3 separate regions of the Homo sapiens genome follow, and regions 2 and 3 are each linked to region 1. Evidence: chromatin contacts called from ENCODE Hi-C or POLR2A ChIA-PET data. All regions are on one chromosome and are shown on one strand. The core of a region is the stretch at or near the end of the contact, and the rest is flanking DNA. Distances in the headings are between cores, read along the strand shown.

Region 1 (3,289 bases), core at 139-2,638:
GCTTGAGTGCAATGGCGCGATCTCGGCTCACTGCAACCTCTGTCTCCTGGGTTCAAGCGATTCTCCTGCCTCAGCCTCCTGAGTAGCTGGGATTACAAGCATGCGCCTAGTACACCTGGCTAATTTTTGTATTTTTAGTAGAGACGGGGTTTCACCATGTTGGTCAGGCTGCTCTCGAACTCCTGGGCTCAAGGAGTCCTACTGCCTCAGCCTCCCAAAGTGCTGGGATTACAGGCGTGAGTCACCATGCCCAGACTCCTTCTGGTCTTAGTTTGATAAAGATTGCTGAGTAGCCAACATGATCTAACCAGGTTAATAAATGAGGTCAGTAAAAAGAAAATCAAAATTAAAGCTTAATATAAATTTCTCATTGTCTGAAAGAAAGAAGTGGAGGAAGGGAGAAAAAAAAAAAAAAAAAAACAGATGAAAGGAATCCCCAGGGCTCCCAGAACCAGCAATGAGGGCAGATTCTGGGGTGAATGAAACAGGACATTCTTTTCTCCCAATTTAGGAATCCAAGGTCACGAGTAAGAATTTCATAGATTCGAGGCTGCCTCTGACTAGGGCATGTAATGTTCTCAGTCAAACTTAAGGCTGCCCGTGGTCCACAGAACATTTTGTGATGATTATAAAAAGGCCACAGGCCAGGTCTGGTGACTCATGCCTGTCATCCCAGCACTTTGGGAAGCGGAGGTGGGCAGGCCACTTGAGGTTGGGAGTTCGAGACCAACCTGGCCAACATGGTGAAACCCTGTCTCTACTAAAAATAATAAAAATTAGCGGGCATGGTGGTGCATGCCTGTAATCTCAGCTACTTGGGAGGCTCAAACAGGAGAAATTGCTTGAACCCAGGATGTGGAGGTTGCAGTCAGCTGCGATTGTGCCACTGCACTCCAGCCTGGGGGACAGAGGAAGACTCCGTCTCAAAATAAATAAAATAAATAAATAAATAAATAAATAAATAAATAAATAAATAAATAAAAATTAGACTGGGCATGGTGGCCCATGCCTGCCATCCCAACACTTTCGGAGTCTGAGGTGGGAGGACTGCTTGAGCCCATGAGTTTGAGACCAGCCTGGGCAACATGGTGAAACCTTGTCACTGCAAAAAAGTAAAAATAAAAGGCTGGGCATGGTGGCTTATGCCTGTAATCCCAGCACTTTGGGAGGCCAAGGTGGCAGGTTAGTAATCCCAGCACTTTGGGAGGCCAAGGTGGCAGGTTACTTGAGCCCAGGAGTTCAAGACCAGACTGGCCAACATGGTGAAACCCCATCATTACAAAAAACACAAAAATTAGTCAGGCTTGGTGGCATGGGCCTGCAGTCCCCACTACTCAGGAGGCTGAGGTAAGAGGATCCCTTGAGCACAGGAGGCAGGAGTTTGCAGTGAGCTGAGACAGTGCCACTGCACTGCACTCCAGCCTGTGCGACAGAGCAAGACCCTGTTTAAAAAAAAAAAAAGAAGAAGACCGGAAGGATGGGGTATACCCACATTTTGTATAAACAGATGTATGCCTATATGACTTCACAATTACATAGGGACGGTCGCTGCTATTCATAGTCTCATTCTGTTATATATCCCTCTGCACACACAGACTCCTGCAAACCCACAGATATGCACCCATAAGCACAGGGCTCACTGCATATGTTTTCATATGCACAGACTTGCATTCAACAGGCAGGTAAATATATACCCAGAAACGTGCATTCCAGGTAGAGGGGGGATTGTCTTGAAGAGAAAAGCCTTTGTTAACAGCACAGTGGTCAAATTTTTGATGGGAAATGGACCCTACCCTGTCAGACCTGCCTTCCTGCCTCACATTCTCCTAGACCTCTCAGCCCTCCCCCTCCACCCTTAGACTTTCCAGGGAGTGAAAAGTAGAGGAGAGGATCTTGATAAAGGATGTAGGAGCCAAGCCAGGCATATGCCAGCAATCCCAGCTATTTGGGAGGCTGAGGTGGGAGAAGCGCTTGAGCCCAGGAGTTAGAGACCAGCCTGGGCAACGTAGTGAGACCTCGTCTAAAAAAAAAAGGATGTAAGGTTTTGATATGAGTTTTGCATCTGCCAGGAACCCTCAGTGTATTATTGGGACAATCACTGAACCTCTCCTTTTCCCCAGTTTTAAAATGAGGCTGATGAACTGTATTTGTGTTTCCTAAACTCTTGTGAAGACAAAGTGTCTTTTACCATTCCCTGTTCTACACTCCCTCTTCCCCACATGGATCTCATGATTTTAAAGTTTTTACCTACTAAGCTACCTCATTTAGATGCAAATTTTCTTATTTTCAAGTTAAAAAAATTTTTCTTTTAATAGAGAAAGGGTCTCACCACGTTGCCCAGGCTGGTCTCAAACTCCGGGGCTCAATCGATCCTCTCTCCTCAGCCTCCCAAAGTGCTGGGATTACAGGTGTGAGTCACTGCACCTGGCCTCAAGTTTACATTTTAATCAAAGATTTGGCTGGGCACAGTGGCTCTCGCTTGTAATCTCAGCACTTTGGGAGGCCGAGGCAGGTGGATCACCTGAGGTCAGGAGTTCAAGACCAGCTTGGGCAACATGGTGAAACCTCATCTCTACTAAAAATAGAGAGATTAGCTGGGCGTGGCGGCACGTGCCTGTAATCCCAGCTGCTCGGGAGGCTGAGGCACGGAGGTTGCAGTGAGCCAAGATTGCGCCACTGCACTCCAGCCTGGGTGACAGAGTGAGACTTTGTCTCAAAAAAAAAAAAAAATGTAATCAGCGATTTAATTAAGTATGCAATGAAGAAATAAATAATACAATTTGTCAAAACAAGAAACAAAGTATAGTGGAATTTCCTTTCAGATTTTTGAAATATTAAAATAACCTAAAGGCCTCCCCGGCACTAGCCTGGGACTTCCTGGGAGCATGTAAACTTCAGGCTGGGAGCCTCTGACTACAAACATTTCTGGCATTGCCAGATCCTATGGACTTACGATTGCTGCCAGGCCCTATCCTCCAAAGCTCACATGCTTATAGAGGGCAGGAACTGCCACCTGTAGCTGGGGGGCCATAGAGGAAACAGTAGAGGCCAGATACCCTGCAAAGCTAGAGTTCCTCTGATCTTAATTTAACATAGGCTGACTTTTTCTCACTTTTTGCCCAGTCTTAAGTCGGGGATTTTCTGGCCCAGATTCAGTCCAGAATCTAGGACCTGCCTTGCATGCTTTCCTGGATCCTAGCCCAAGGCCTTGTGATTCCTTTTCCCTCCCCACCTGACCCCAGCCTGGACCAGGTACCAGCTTCCAGCCCCATGATCTCCAACCTAGATT
Region 2 (3,382 bases), core at 487-2,986, 53 kb after region 1:
TGTTAGTGGGGAGGATGTGATCAAAATTGTTGATGTGATGACTTATAAAGGATTTCCCATCTGTTTCAGTTTTCATTAGATACCCTTTTTTCGTGAACTCTTGGAGCCATTTTGTCCATAATTTTATAATACGTATATATACATATATATTTTTTTTAATTTATTTTTTTGAGAGGAAGTTTCACTCTTGTTGCCCAGGATGGAGTGCAGTGGCACAATCTCAGCTCACTGCAACCTCCACCTCCCAGGTTCAAGCGATTCTCCTGTCTCAGCCTCCTGAGTAGTTGGGATTACAGGTGCATGCCACCACGTCCAGCTAATTTTTGTATTTTTAGTAGAGACCAGATTTCATCATATTGGTCAGGATGGTCTCGAACTTCTAACCTCAGGTGATCCACCCGCCTCAGCCTCCCAAAGTGCTGGGATTACAGGCGTGAGCCACTGCACTCGGCCAGTTTTATATAATAATAAGTAATAATTTTGTAGGCCGGGCGCAGTGGCTCATGCCTGTAATCCAGCACTTTGGGAGGCCGAGGAGGGCGGATCACCTGAGGTCAGGAGTTCGAGACCATCCTGACCAACATGGTAAAACCCCATCTCTACTAAAAATACAAAAATTAGCCAGCGTCGTGGTGGGCGCCTGTAATCCCAACTACTCGGGAGGCTGAGGCAGGAGAATCGCTTGAACCCAGGAGGCGAAGGTTGCAGTGAGTCGAGATCATGCCATTGCACTCCAGCCTGGGTGACAGAGTGAGACTCCGCCTCAAAACAAACAAACAAACAAAAAAAAACGAAAAAAAAGGTCGGGCTTGGTGGCTCATGCCTGTAATCTCAGCACTTTGGAAGGCCGAGGCGGGCGGATCACGAGGTCAGGAGATCAAGACCATCCTAGCTAACACGGTGAAACCCTGTCTCTACTAAAAATACAAAAAAAATTAGCCGGGCGTGGTGGTGGGCGTCTGTAGTCCCAGCTACTTGGAAGGCTGAGGCAGGAGAATGGCGTGAAGCCGGGAGGCGGAGCTTGCAGTGAGCCGAGATTGCGCCACTGCACTCTAGCCTGGGAGACAGAGCGAGACTCCGTCTCAAAAAAAAAAAGTAATAATTTTGTAAAGCACCTTACAGTTTACAAAGAGATTTAACAACCTCTTCCAATTCTCTCAACTTCCCTGTGTGGTCTATGTTGTCCCTGTTTAGTAAATGAGGAAATGGAGGTTCAAGAGACAGTAACTTGCCTAAGCAACAGAGCTTGAGCTGCTGTAGGTCTTCTGATACTCTGTCTCCTTTGATAATCTTGTTTGCCTAGTTAGATTGTAAATTTCTTGAAGCCTGAATCTAACCAGTTATTTCTTTTTATTCTTTATAGCACCTAGCTCCATGCTGCGCAGGAAATATAAATATTCAAACTAGATTGACTGGACTGGCCGTGGTCAAAAATAACTTGCCCTTTCTCCCTTCTGCCCTCTAGCGCCCTCACAAAGCCAATGCTGAGGAGATGACCAAGTACCACAGCGATGACTACATTAAATTCTTGCGCTCCATCCGTCCAGATAACATGTCGGAGTACAGCAAGCAGATGCAGAGATGTAAGTCCATTCTGTTCCCTCACACTCTGAAGCCGCCAGTTGCATCTCCCTTTCCACTGTAGAGGCCCATTCTGCCGTCCTCGCACCTCCCATTCAGTGGACACCTGATTTCCCCTACCTCCTAAAGGTGCCAGAGTGCTTTTTCCCCTCAAGTCGGATTTTTCATGTTTCCTGATTTGTAAACGATAGAGGTAGTACTTTTTCTGGTTATGTTCACAACACTGTCCCAAGAGTACTGTAATTATTGTAGTGGAAAAAGCACTGACCTGGGACGGGGAGACAATAGATACAGTAAAATTTAACTCTAACTCTCAGCTGAGTGGGCAAGTCACTTCCCCTCAGATTCTTCTTTTGTAAAGTGGGCTGGGCCACATGATCTCTGATTTCTGTCCAACTGTAACTGTTTTGACTTAGTGGGTATTAATTGAGAATTTAGAGGCCACTCAGGACAGATTCTAGATGGTGTAATCTTTGAGATGAGGTGATGCTGCCCCTGATCCCTTGGACTTGAACTTCAGAGCAGGTCCCATCTTGGAAGCCACGCTTAGTTTGTAGGAATCGTGGGAATTATTTTAGCTGTGAGGGGGAAAAAAAAAGTATTCAAATTTGGGACAAAACTATCATACCTGACTTCCCCCTTGTGTTATTTTAGAAATTATCTCTTAGCACCTAAGACTTCATATAGTATAACAGCACTGTCCAGAAGAAGTTTTGATTAACTTATGACAGCTTATATGGAAGTGTCAGAAAATATGCGGCACTTGTTTGTTGCTGCTGACCACAAGGTAGTCTTACTCCCAAGGAAGAAAGTTATTTATAACTATTATTACAACTAATAATAACTGTACAGTGGTATTGATGGCAGAACCACAGAGACCTTCCTTGAAGCATTAAGCTTCTTTGCTACCGACAACTCCAGGAGCTGCCAGCTGCTGTGAGTGAGGTGTTTGCTCTCTGAATTGCAGGGTCTTATTTCCCTCCAAGATGAGGCAAATTCATGCCTTTCCTGTAGATGGCTTTAGAGGTTTCCATAACCCATTTAGGCCAAGGATCAGGCTCTACTCTCAGCACAGTGGGCTCTCACTAGAGGAGCAACTTGCTATTAAAGTAAGAAAATAAGCTTTCATGTCTTAGTTTGAATCCTTGGTTTCCTAGCCCCTCTGGTGTTATTTCCCGCCCCTGCCACTTTTTTTTGAGACAGAGTTTCGCTCTTGTTGCCCAGGCTGGAGTGCAATGGGGCGATCTCTACTCACCACAACCTCCGTCTCCCGGCTTCAAGCGATTATCCTGCCTCAGCCTCCTGAGTAGCTGGGATTACAGGGATGTGCCACCACGCCCGGCTAATTTTGTATTTTTAGGTTTCTCCATGTTAGTCAGGCTGGTCTCAAACTCCCGACCTCAGGTGATATGCCAGCCTCGGCTTCCCCAAGTGCTGGGATTATAGGCCTGAGCCACTGTGCCCGACCTGTTTTCCCTCTTTAAGAGGAAGACAGGACAGGCACAGCGGTTCATGCCTGTAATCCTAGCACTTTGGGAGCCCAAGGTGGGAGGATTGCTTGAGCCCAGCCAGGAGTTTGAGACCAGCCTGGGCAACATAGTGAGACCCTCATCTCTACAAAAAAATAAAAAAATTAGCTGGGCATGGCGGTGCACACCTGTGGTCCCAGCTACTCAGGAGGTTGAGGAGGGAGGATCTTTTGAGCCTGGAAGGTCGAGGCTGCAGTGAGCCATGATTGTACTACTGCACTCCAGCCTGGGCAACAGAGCGAGACCAAAAAAAAAAAGACATTAGTGCCTAT
Region 3 (3,036 bases), core at 275-2,774, 63 kb before region 1:
CCCATTTACCCACCTCAAGCATGGGACTCCTATATGGGAGACATGCTGCTGGTGGCCTCACCCAGCACCCTGTTCTCTCTGGGTCCTGGGTTGGTCAGGCACAAAGGATGATATGTGCTGAATGCCCAGGAAATGGCAGAGACAACCCACCTGCCCTTCCCTCCAGGCCTCCACAAATAGATGTGCCCACAATGACTGTGACAGTCCCAGCAGAGCCTCTGACCCTTCTAGCTGGGTCCTGATACATGTTTTCCATGCTGGCCATGTTATTTCTAGTCGCAGATCCTCTGGAGGGTGTGGGGGGGGTGCCGCCCCAACTCTTGGAGATTCCAAGCAAAGCAGCTCTGAGAATAATGAGGTTTCTGACCCCCCAGTGAAGCAGCTGAGGATGGGAACCACAGGGGTGCTCCCTCTGTCAGCAGCATTACCACTGTCTACTCTAGCAGCTCCGGTGGGGAAGGAGAGGGATTTCTGTTGTCCCCAGTCTGGGCCCCTGGTTATTGAAAAAGTTCGGAATTACTCTTTACCCTTGTGGAGTGTTCTGAGTGTTGGAAGTACCCAGGAAGAAGCCCTGAGCAGGTGCCCTCAGGAGCAGTGCCCATGGCTCCCCACATCAGCCAAGAGGCCCAACCCCAGGAAGCCACTCCTGCCCGGGGATGGGGAAGGTGGGCTGGGTGGCTGTGTGCACTGCCCTGGGCCAGCTCACTTGAGCCTGCTGAGCCGCCTGGCCAAACATGAGCCTCTCTCCTGTTGTATCAGATGCTGTTCTGGGGACCTGCGCCAGGAGCCTCTGCCAGGGCTTTAAATAGCTGCCCCCATTGATCTGGCTGCAGGCAGCAGCAGTCACACTGGGTCAGCCTCCATCAGGTGCTCAGGTTTCCCTGAGGACTGGAGTCAGGTGCCAGGGAATCGCGTGGTCTACCTTATGACCTGGTGCTCCCCACACCTGTCTCCTAGGCCTGGGGGGTGGGGAGGACTCCTGTCACTTCATCTGCGGCAAAATACAGCCCCCACCACTTACCAGAGAAAACTGTCTGGCATTGTAGAGAGAGGGGTTTTGCCCTCAAAAGACTGTTGCTTACTTTCAGTAGAATGGGGAATGACACTGGTATCTTCCTTAAGGGTTGTTATGGGGATGAAATGTATGTAAAGTGCTCAATAGGGCACTGGACTCACTCCATTGATGGCTGTCTTTGCTCGAAGTGTCTTCCTGATGCTGCTGCTGTTGCTGCTTGTGCTTCTTCTGTGCTTACATTCTCTCTCTCTCACTCACTCACTCTGTCTCTCCTCTCCCCCGCCCCACCCCCTTTCTGACAAAGCCACCACCATTTTGTAAGGAACTGTAGCTTCTCTCTGAAACTGCCGGGAAAGGGAAAATCTTTTTAAAATAGACATCACACAACCAACAGGGTCCCCTAGGTTCAGGCGGGGAGGTGAGGTCGAGTGAGAGGAACTGCTTAGCATACGCGGGGATGCTCCTCCCATCTCACCCCACCGCGCTAAGGAGAAGGTCACTTTCTCTTTAAATGCAAATGAACTCCCTCCAGCTTAGCTTTCACCCGGTGGTGTTCCCGGGAGGAGAGGGCGGAGGGCGGAGGGAACTTGCACCGAAGCATCACTCGAGACCCCAAACCTCCAGGTCAGTAGCCCCCTGAGGGAGTGAGGGCGGGGGCGGAATGACGCGGGTCTGACGCTCTGTCTTCGAGCGCGGCTGCGGAGCTGAGCGATGAGTTTGGCACATGGCTTTGGAGCCCGGGCTTGGGAAATAGATCCCCGGTCGCCCCAGCCGCTCCTGGGGAGCACAGGCTCCGGCTCCAGTTCTTCTATCAGGTCCCTAATTGGGTCAAGCTGCTGCACGGAGAGGCAGAGGATGCGCTCCTATCTCCCCTCCCCACACCCGCAGACCCCGTCAGTGGCAGCCAGCTATGTGTCAGTGTAAATGCTTAAGCGCCACCCACCCCCCCAACCCCCCCAGTCCCAGAATTCGAAGTTAGGCTCGGTAGCAGCAGCCTGGAATGAGACCCCCAGAGGAGGGAACCCCAGCCGACCGGAGGCTTGGGGGGCGCTGCTGGACCGGGGACCTCGGAGCAGCCCAGCCACAGGCGCAGCCTTTGTCGGAGGCCCAGGCAGCCAGCGGCCAACCACCCAGTCCACCCTGGCTGCAGCTGAAGCCCAGCAGGGACTTTCCGACTGGGAAAAATGAAGCAGCTGAAAGCACACCCGCGGGACCTATAGGGAGTCCCTAATATTTTCGGTTGGGGGTGGGTGGAAGTGGAGGGATGCCGGTGTCTATGTGGGGGAAACCCACAATGAACCCTGCCCTGTATGCTGCGGCTTCTCCTACAATTACCCACACGCTGGGGCTTTCCCAGGCGCCCCTACCTGCACCTTGTCCCCCTCCCATGCTGACAGGGTTTGTTAGCATCTGCTTAGGCCCCTGATAAATAGAATAGGGTTTAGTTAAGACATCCCTAATCTTCGGCTGGGCTTCTGCAGCTCACCTCCGTCTTGTCTCCCACTACATTTCCTCTGCCAGCCCCGCCCCCCAGCCACCGTGACAGGAAGCCCCAGTAGCGCCAAGATAGTTGTGACTGGTCCCACCCTTTCAGGAGGGGCCTAGGTTTTCAGGCAGAAGGGGAATTAGGTTGGGCCTTAGAAGGTCCTTCAAGTGTACATCCACGATCCCAGCAGCAGACACTGGCATCTGGCTCTGCCCCTACCGTATAGATGAGGTGACAAGCTGGAAGGTCCCAGGGCCCTTCCTTGGTGCAGCTCTCAGGGATTTCTGGGTGAAGGGCTAACTTTGCCCCTGGCTATCTTTGTGGGGTTGCTTCCCTCCTAGGCCTGAGGCCCAGCCAGCGCCCAATGGATGACAAAAAGAAGAAACGGAGTCCCAAGCCCTGCCTGGCCCAGCCAGCCCAGGCCCCAGGCACACTACGGAGGGTCCCTGTGCCTACCAGCCACAGCGGCTCCTTGGCCCTAGGACTTCCTCATCTGCCATCCCCCAAGCAGCGGGCCAAGTTCAAGAGGTGGGTA

The links. Hi-C counts contacts between places; a loop is a spot of excess contacts on that map. ChIA-PET counts read pairs that join two places held with the same protein, here RNA polymerase II (POLR2A). Pooled maps may share reads with other maps.
Region 2: a pooled map shows a loop between it and region 1 (2.3-fold over the local background). The contact joins two enhancer-like sites. A Hi-C loop is called at or near these places in 6 of 168 maps with a recorded cell type or tissue (B cell, Calu3, GM12878 and 3 more), 31 of 37 single-sample maps with no recorded cell type and 11 of 50 pooled maps. POLR2A ChIA-PET finds 5 or more read pairs at or near these places in 32 of 52 experiments (A549, AG04449, AG04450 and 25 more).
Region 3: POLR2A ChIA-PET joins it to region 1 with 11 read pairs in BJ. The contact joins the promoter of CCDC28B here to the enhancer-like site in region 1. A Hi-C loop is called at or near these places in 5 of 168 maps with a recorded cell type or tissue (CD4-positive, alpha-beta T cell, CD8-positive, alpha-beta T cell, naive thymus-derived CD4-positive, alpha-beta T cell and 1 more), 6 of 37 single-sample maps with no recorded cell type and 14 of 50 pooled maps. POLR2A ChIA-PET finds 5 or more read pairs at or near these places in 33 of 52 experiments (A549, A673, B cell and 24 more).

The regions. Positions count from the first base shown.
Region 1 is chr1:32,262,468-32,265,756 of GRCh38, forward strand. The region is part of intron 1 of LCK (LCK proto-oncogene, Src family tyrosine kinase); the gene reads left to right. Among named protein-coding and RNA genes, the nearest start is that of LCK, 13 kb to the left of the region's middle. RefSeq lists a silencer at 2,428-2,727. Within about 2 kb of position 1,389, at least 3 of the 41 ENCODE cell types and tissues checked have a DNase peak (open chromatin) inside an H3K27ac peak, as active enhancers do; they include CD4-positive, alpha-beta T cell, CD8-positive, alpha-beta T cell and OCI-LY7, where a contact is called at or near this core.
Region 2 is chr1:32,315,200-32,318,581 of GRCh38, forward strand. HDAC1 (histone deacetylase 1) reads left to right here. Exons shown (of 14, transcript NM_004964.3): 3 at 1,466-1,583. Among named protein-coding and RNA genes, the nearest start is that of MARCKSL1, 19 kb to the right of the region's middle. Within about 2 kb of position 1,737, at least 6 of the 41 ENCODE cell types and tissues checked have a DNase peak (open chromatin) inside an H3K27ac peak, as active enhancers do; they include OCI-LY7, where a contact is called at or near this core.
Region 3 is chr1:32,199,071-32,202,106 of GRCh38, forward strand. CCDC28B (coiled-coil domain containing 28B) reads left to right here and starts at 1,525. Exons shown (of 6, transcript NM_024296.5): 1 at 1,525-1,639; 2 at 2,843-3,029. The coding sequence starts at 2,866. RefSeq lists enhancers at 184-742, 743-1,300, 1,513-1,592, 1,851-2,370, 2,283-2,502 and 2 more.